Regions from separate parts of the Homo sapiens genome. Here region 1 is linked to region 2. A link is an interaction called in ENCODE POLR2A ChIA-PET data of the cell type or tissue named here. Cell type or tissue: MCF 10A. All regions are shown on one strand. Links, peaks and the distances in the headings refer to the core of each region. The heading gives the core; the rest is flanking DNA. Region 1 overlaps LOC107986045 (a long non-coding RNA gene). Region 2 has its middle 110 kb from the start of LINC02032.

Region 1 (4,402 bases), core at 133-4,132, 980 kb after region 2:
CTAGGGGTAAAAGCCATTATGTCATTTCCCTTTCAAAAGACATTTCTCCTCAACAATGAACCTCATTCCTCCTACCACTTCCATAGGGCCAGCCTTTATGCACTGAGAGAAAGCCAATTTTCAGGCTGTCCTAAATTCATACTACATCAATATGTCTATACATCCACTACTGACAGGCTTGTTTTACTTATTTCATTCTTCCTTTCTTCTTATTCTGTTTCGTTATTTTATTAGCTAAAATAAATGACTTTTCTGATTTTGGAAGCAAATGTTCAACGAAAGAAAATTTAGAAAGTAAAAATAAGTAACAAAAGTAAACACTTTAAAGGCCCATAATACCACTTTTAACACTGCAGGACATATATCAAAACCCTTTCTAGAATATGAGTCAGAGTGTTATTTAGAAAATGGTATGTGCTGAATGCACCACTGTAAAAGAAGGAGAGATGCTTTTTCCTCCCTCACTCCCAAGCAAATTTCGTGTTCTAAGTCTGAGCTTCCTAGCCTCAGCCACTTGTTAATAAGTATAGTTGCAGAGCTACAAACCAGAAGCCAGGAGGTGCTAGAAAGCTAACACTCTATCCACCCAGAAAGAGACTAGTCCTGAGAGTGGAGGCCTAAGCCAGGAGGACAGAAGTTTTGCCAAGGAGGAGACCAGTGGCATTGGGTTCAAGAAATGGTGAAGATCTATGCCCCACTCCCAAACAGTCCTCAAGCAGTGACCTGGACTGAACCCCAGGTTTTTGGCCTTGGCACACAACAAAAAATTCCCGTGCCCAGCTTGGTAGAGGAAAGGAAGCTGCCCTCTTAAAAAGGGCAATGAACATCCTAAAATCCTCAACAGCTTTATAAATCAAGAAGAGCCTCCTAAAACTCAACTGAGATGGAATGTCCTGCTAGTTGTGGTCGGTGGGAGGGGACAAATTGATCTAATTTGGAATTGTTAAGGCCCATTGACCTAAACCACCAGATTTCTGGAGCCTCTTGATAAGAGGGAGTTGAGAGGGCTTCTTATAAGATCTGGGAATTTAATGGATAAATTTAAGGAGAAATTAGGAAAGTAGGGATCAAATCTGGATGAGATTCTGTCAAAATGAAGGTACAATTTTTATCTTAGCAAGGAAAAAATTTTTATCTTAGCAAGGAAAAAATCTAAAGTGGGTAAGAGTTGTCATTCATTTAAAAAGAAAGAAAATAGCAGTCACTTCTGTTAAAAGAAGAATGTATCTAGTCATTTTTATGGTTATAGAGTGGCCTCATCTTTATCTTGTTCCAAACATAGTCACAGAGTGGCCTTGTCTGAACATTGTTTATATTCTGTAAGCATTGTTAGTGTTCACTTGGGAACGTCATGATCCAGCAGCCAGCAGCACAAATTTTTACTTTCCTAAACAAATAAAGGAATGTATCACCACTCAGACCAAACTAATATTTACTTTATATATATACACACACATACAAATAAAATATTATGCTATACATACTATTGGATAATATGCTTTATATAATGACATAGCATCAGTAGCTTTCCATGACAGTGTTCATCAGCATCACTTTAAATGTAGGAATGGAGCTCCATCATGCAGATGAGCCAAAACGTGTTTCATTAATCCCCCATTGCTCAACATTTAACATGTTTTCCTTTGTGTGTGTATGTGTGCGTGTGTGTGTGTGTGTGTGTGTGTATTAGTTTGCTAAGGCTGCTGTAACAAAATACCACAGACTGCATGGCTTAAATAAGAGAAATTTCTTTTCTCACAATTCTAGAGGCCAGAAGTCCCAAATCAAAATGTCAGCAGGATTGATTTCATTCTGAGGCCTCTCTCCTTGACTTGTAGATGGCTTTCTTCCTCCAGTGTCTTCACATGGTCTTTCTTCTGCGTATGTCTATGTCCTAATTGCCTCTTCTTATAAGGTTACCTGTCATACTGAATTAGGACCCACCCATTGGACTTCATTTTACCTCAATTTCCTCTTTAGAAGTCCTATCTCCAAATACAGTCACATTCTCCACTACTGGGAGTCAGGACTTCAATATATGAATTTCGGGAGACCCAGTTCAGCCCATAACAATGTGAACATCTCTGTATCTATGATTTTGTGTACATCCATAGTTATTTCCTTAGGATAAATTTCTAGAGGTGAGATTGATAGGTCAAAGTGAGACCACAGTTTGAAGGCTTTTGGTAATAACATCAAATTGCCCTGGAAAAGTTGGCACGATCTATGCCCTCACCAAGCAGTACAGGAAAGTAACTTTAGCCCTGTTTCCTTCATTGTGCTTTGTAGTTTTGTGATCTCTTTTTATTGGTTTCATATTTGGCAGATTTGCCTATCTCCACATGAGTTCAGATAGCCCAACATGTTAGTGAGACCAAGACTGTAAGTTTAATAGCTTCAGTAGGAGTTTTTATCAGTAGTTATATAAACAAAGAGAATATCCTATACATAGTAAATCAGGACTGTCATTTCTATACACAAAGGACAGCAAAGTTAGATTTTTTATTGATAGAAATAGTGCCTTGATTTTTATATCAAGCATTTAATACTCTATTTTATACTCTACGACATCTCAATAAATGTTTGTTGATTATCTTTTAAATACCAACTAATTCAATTAGAAATCTTCTGGTTTCAAGTGACAGAAAACCCAACTCTAAATGGCTTAAGCAAAAAAAAAAAAAAAAAAGGAATTCATTGATTCATATTGATTCATGTAACTGAAAACCCTGTGAGACAGGGTAGCCACAGGTGAGGCTTCATTCTGAAATTAAAGGCTGCCACCACCAGGGCCCACCTCTGTTTGGCTGCCTTTGGACTAGCTCAATGCCTAAGCTCTCTGTGATGGCCTCTGGCAATGCCAAGCTGAGTCACAAAAATGGCTGCAGGAGAATCAGAAGAAAGTCACTATAGACACTAGGCAGAAAAGCAACAAATACCACTATTCTGGCTCCCATATAGTTCTAGAGCTAGCAGGAAGTTTAGAAATCATTTAGTCTAATAATTTTTAAAAGTTTTTTTGTTATGTTTTGTTTTGCTGGTAACCCTTTCTTCAGACAAGAGCTTATGATGAAGTCAAATATATAAAATAGAATTAAAAACTGAAAGGGTAAGTTGAAACAGAGGTGAGGATCCCTTGCCCCCTCGCTGCTCATTCTCCATGAGGCACCTCCAAGGAGCACACTATTAATTACTTTAGAGATAGAGAAACTGAAGCTCAGAACACATACATTGCTCATTCTGGAACATCACCCATGAATGACAGAGCCAATGGAACTCAGGAGCCTTCACCCTGTCCCGTCAGTCTTGCCGCTTCCCTCACTGGTTGCTCCTCACTGCCATTTTGAGCATTATGTTTAACTGATATCCTTGATCTAGCAACTCTGCTCCTACCAAAAAAAAAAAAACGGAAGCAGAATTGAAAAGCTCAATTGCCTGCCATCTGTGTATATGTACAGCCCTTGTGTCTCCAGCCACAGTTGGTTACTGAGACTAGCTCAGAACTGAGCAGGCTCAGAGCTACATTAAGCCTCTGTTCCTCCAAGTCCATTTGAGATTTTTAATTTCAAATCAGAAAAACAGTGCCTACATCAGTGTTTCTCAGGGTGTAATCTAAGAATTTTGTGGATACCTCTCGCTCCAAAGCCCCCTTAGGAATTCTTGAGTTTAGAAGATATTTTTGGACAAGGTATAGTGAACCAAAGCTGGAACCTAGAAATAGATGTCCTATGAGAAAGAAAGCTTATCAGTTCTAATTTAAAAGTTAGAAGTCCTTTCTTTAGTACATGATTGAGAGTTAAAACCAATACTGGAAAAAGAAATGAAAAAAGCGACCAGATTTATGCAGATAAATTTGCATAGGCAGTTAAAAATAAAATAAATATTTTAAATAAAGTAAAATAAGCAACACCATATATACCTGATGAGAAGCATCCCCTAAAATATCACTGACATGTTTTATCTGAATTTATAGCCAAGAGATGGACACAGGAAGACTGCTGTAGCTCACAAATGAATTCTCTCTTTCCTCTCTGCCTCCCATCTCCTTCTCCTACTTTGTATTAAAGCTTTTCTTATGCAAAAGATCCAGGACATAGAAGAAAACAGAAAATTTCATTAACAAATTTTCTAAAATAAAACAAAATACAACCTTAAAGGCCATTGGGACACTAAGTAACATCCTGAGCTGTATATATGCAAGATTATGGGTTAGAGCCCACAGAGAAAAGTCACAAGAGACCAGAATGGAAGAATGATTTCTGGAGAGTCTCATGAAATATAACTCTCCCTTTATATGGAGGAAAATTGTTTCTATTGAATCTATGATTTCTAGCAAACCCCACACAGAATTGTGCATTGGTATTCCACAATTAAAACCAATTTTAATTACTTGAAGCTAGAT
Region 2 (4,326 bases), core at 327-4,326:
TAAATACAAGCACTGTGATATCAGGACAGTCAATCTAATAACCAAGAGGGCCACTATGTGACTAAGGGGCCAGTAGCATAGGCAGTGTAGCTATGCTAGACAAAGGGATGATTCAAAACCTGGATGGGGACAAGACAAGGCAAGATTCTGTCATGCTACTAAGATGGCTTACAATTTAAAATTTATAAATTGCTTTTTTCTGGAATTTGCCATTTAATATTTTCAGACCATTGTTGACCACGGATAATCGAAACCATGGATATGGGGGACTCCTCTATGCTCAGAAACCATGGATAAGGGGGACTCCTGTATGCTCAGTTCATCATCTTTATCCAACCTCCTCTCCTATTTTACCACCTTAGAATTTCTGTATCAGCCTTGAAGGGTAATCAGGCTAAGTGTAAGTACTTACAAAACTAAATGTTTTTAGAGCACAGATGACTCCTTACATTTCCTGAGTTCAGAATATTTATTCTAGTCCTCTGAGTTTCAGCCTATTGCCATCTTTCCTTTCCAGTTTTTATTTCTCTTTTAAAACCATTGTTTTTGAACATAGGCAGACATGATTGTTGAAGGCACAACTTCTACAGCTAGGGCATTGGGTTGCTTATTCTCATTTCTACCAGACCTATTTAATTTTTATCAATTTATACTTTATTTGTTTAAAGTCCTATCAATAAAAGGTGTGGGGTTGGGCAAGGTGGCTCAGGTCTGTAATCCCAGCACTTTGGGAGACCGAGGCAGCAAATTGCTTGAGCCCAGGAGTTCGATACCAGCCTGGCCAACATGGTGAAACCCCGTCTGTACTAAAAATACAAAAATTAGCCAGTCATGGTGGTGCATGCCTGTAATCTCTGTTACTCAGGAGGCTGAGATGGGAGGCTCTCTTATACCCCAGAGGCAGAGGTTGCAGTGAGCCGAGATCACACCGCTGCACTCCAGCCTGGGCAACAGGGCGAGACCCTGTCTCAAGAAAAGAAAAGAGGGGTGTTTTTTGTTTGTTTGTTTGTTTTTTGTTTTTTTTTTTTTAAGTTGGAACATCGTCTTTAGAAGAAAAACAAAAGCAGTCAGAATTTATGAGTTTATCTTTGGCTTTCTCCCAATATTTTCCTCAGTCTTTCCTCATTTTCAATTCTTCTTATGACCTGCCTTCCAGATGCCTACAACCACATGCTGTTCTCAGATCCTAAAACACATTCAGACTCAGCCTTCAGTAGTTATATTCCAAGCAATCCAAAATAACCTTTCCCTGTTCCCCCAATAAAAATGTAAATTCCACAAGTGTATCAGATCTTATCAAGATGTTACAGAATTATTTGATTAAAAATTCACATGTAGATATTAAAAGTGGATAGAAAATCCCCAGGAAGTATGTTGCATTTTAAAATTGGATTTTGTTATCGTACTTATCTTTTTGGTAGATGATATATGGGCATGTCTGTGTCTGTGTGTTCCATTCCTTCTCCTTGTCCACTCAGTGATGAGACGTATGCTTCCTTTTGAAAGAAGAGGGCACATAACACTGCAAACTCTTTTTATATGTCAAAGTTGGTGATTCTTAAATTAGTGGAGTTCTTGAATTTTTTACTGGTCTGTGACAAAATGAGAAAAATAAAGACATTATAGTGCATTTTGATGAAGCCAAATTGATTCAGTTTGCAGAACTGTAATTTATTCTGTAATTTTTGTCCTGTTTTAATGAAATAATTCTTATGGTAGGAAGTCTTATTTTGGGTCTCCTAATCGTGACAAAGCAGTACTCTCTGTTGAGAAACTCTCAATTTAAAAAATTCCATAAAATGCTAAAGCTTTGCAACACAATCTATTCTGACCTCTTCAGAAGAAAATACCTTGTCTTATTCTGTATTATCTCCCTACTGCATAGCAAAGTGTCTGTCATATTATAGTGCCCACAATTTGAAGAATTGAATTATGAGATATGTAAAATAAGCCAAGCCTTTTAATGCTGTCCTTAGAGTTTATGCTGTAGTAGAACTGTATTAGCAGAAATTCTATCTGTACTACTTCATATAAACCCAATGCTGCATTGTAGGTACACCAGTACTCTCTATTTTTTTTTCCTATTGGAATTTTGCAGGAAGTTTCTTTACTTGGTTCCCAGAGACTCAGAGTCTATCCATATCTTCTCCATATCTTCATTGCTAGAAAACTATCCCTTAAAGCATGTTTAAAACTTTCCCCCGTTATTCTGAAACAGGTTCCAAGCCATCAAAATTGTGTGTCCTCTTAATCGATTGGACTGTTTTCTTATTTATCTTTATATGTAAATTGTACTAAATTTAACTAAAAGACAGGGGGTCTCATTTAAAATTCCTGTGGCTCATTAGCCAGATCCCATAGTATTGGAGGTACTTTTCAGGCAAGGTCTTTTCAATCCTGGGGAAGTGGAAAATAGACAATGTGGCTGGGTGCAGTGGCTCAAGCCTGTAATCCCAGCACTTTGGGAGGCCAAGGCAGGAGGATCACGAGGTCAGGAGTTCGAGACCAGCCTGGCCAATGTGGTGAAACCCCATCTCTACTAAAAATACAAAAATTAGCTAGACATGGTGGCACGTGCCTGTAGTCCCAGCTACTCAGGAGGCTGAGGCAGGAGAATTGTTTGAACCTGGGAGGCGAAGGTTGCAGTGAATCGAGATTGCGCCACTGCACTCCAGCTTGTGCAATAGAGTGAGACTCCATCTCAAAAAAAAAAAAAAAATAGACAATGTGTCTTGTTAGCAATGACTCATTTTCCCCTGAAAAACAGCATATGATCTGAGGAAATATCGGGAGTACAGTATGTATCTTACTCTATTTATTAGACTATTGTGTTTTCTCTAACTTAATAATTATATCCATATAACTTAACTTTTGCCAGGCGAGCTTTCTTGATTATCCCCTCTAAAAGAAAGCTTTCTTCCTTGAGTAGAACCCTGACCCCATAATATACACATTTTTGTCTTTTGTGATCATTTAAATATTTGCTTTTTCTTCATTTCAGCTAGTTTTATCCTTCAACAGTGGAGCAAAAAGTTCTTGCTTATGTATTTCTCTTAATTTTATTATTTATCTTTGAATTCTGCTCAGTCTGTTTGTCACTTCCTCCTGGTAGGAACAAGATCTCCATCCTCCAGGTTTCCCCTACCTGACACCATGGAACTACATAACAGTGATTATATTTAATGTAAACTGTCAGTGTAGAGGGAGGGGATGGATAAGACTGTGATTATTAGAATAGTGGCACAGATATCTAGCTTATTTATAACAAAGTATGAATGAATAGCAAAGATATTTTGCATAGTTCACTATCAGTGACTATTGGAGGTTCAACTATGTCTTTTTTGTCAGTGTCAGTGAATTAAAAATGCATCTATGCAAAATTCTGCTTCTGGTATAGTTGGCCTTTGCTCATTAATGACAAAGAGGACAGAACTATAGCATGAGTGACCATGGGAAAGCATAGTGTCTCAGTGTCCTTAAAATACAGGAAAAAGACCTTGAAATTTGAGACCTTGAGTTTAATTGTCTTTCAGCCTCACAGGACCGCCTACTTTATCAACACAAGCTTCTTCATATCAGGCTCTTTATTGCTTCCATGCCATTGTAATATGTAGTCCTTGAAATTATTGATAAACTCTAGGACTATTATCTTACTCCCCTAGACCAGGAGATATAGTTCAGATTTATGCCCAAATAGACATATCTATGCTATCACAAACATCTGTAGCTGGCAGTATATCTTCATGGCTTCCTTTTAAGCATGTACCTTTTATTCTGTCTAATGCACTTTCTCTATTCATTAAGCATGTTTACCATTATTTTTTTCATTAGCCACTTGATAAATATTTTCTATACTCAAATTCTGATGTCATATCAATAGTATTTTAAGAATATCTGCTTTCTTATTATCAAATAGATTTGAGAGGCCTTCTCTGTACTCATGATGATGCACACTTGAAACTGTAAAAACCTGCACATTCACATAAATGGTGAAAATAATAAGTAATTTCAGAATCATGACAATAATGTGAAGCTAGTTTTCTTAACTTTCATTCATTATGTTGCTTTAGCAATAGATTGTTTACTGTTTCCAGTTTCCAAAAACTCAATAGATCATTTTCTTGAGTAGGAAATGTTAGAAGATAACTTTCTAACTAAAAGATAATATCATGACTCTCATATAATATAAATTTAGCATATGTCAAAGATTTTAACTTATTAATCAATGAGAGAATAACACAGGTGCAAAAATATTTAAATTTGTCTTTTTTTTTTTTTTTTTTTTTTTTTTGAGACGGAGTCTCGCTCTGTCGCCCAGGCTGGAGT

What was found. ChIA-PET counts read pairs that join two places held together with the same protein. Peaks named below come from ENCODE experiments on the same cell type or tissue, not always from the same donor. Only the 100,000 strongest peaks of a DNase experiment are listed, where the experiment ranks them.
Region 1: POLR2A ChIA-PET joins it to region 2 with 5 read pairs; 2 of 35 experiments call an interaction of 5 or more read pairs at or near these places.

What each region holds. Positions count from the first base shown.
Region 1 is chr3:148,950,463-148,954,864 of GRCh38, forward strand. All of the region lies in intron 2 of LOC107986045 (a long non-coding RNA gene), which reads left to right. Among named protein-coding and RNA genes, the nearest start is that of GYG1, 39 kb to the right of the region's middle. In MCF 10A, for the core only: no CTCF peak of the experiment used is centred there; no DNase peak of the experiment used is centred there.
Region 2 is chr3:147,968,248-147,972,573 of GRCh38, forward strand. No RefSeq gene overlaps it. Among named protein-coding and RNA genes, the nearest start is that of LINC02032, 110 kb to the right of the region's middle. In MCF 10A, for the core only: no CTCF peak of the experiment used is centred there; a DNase peak (open chromatin) is centred at 2,697.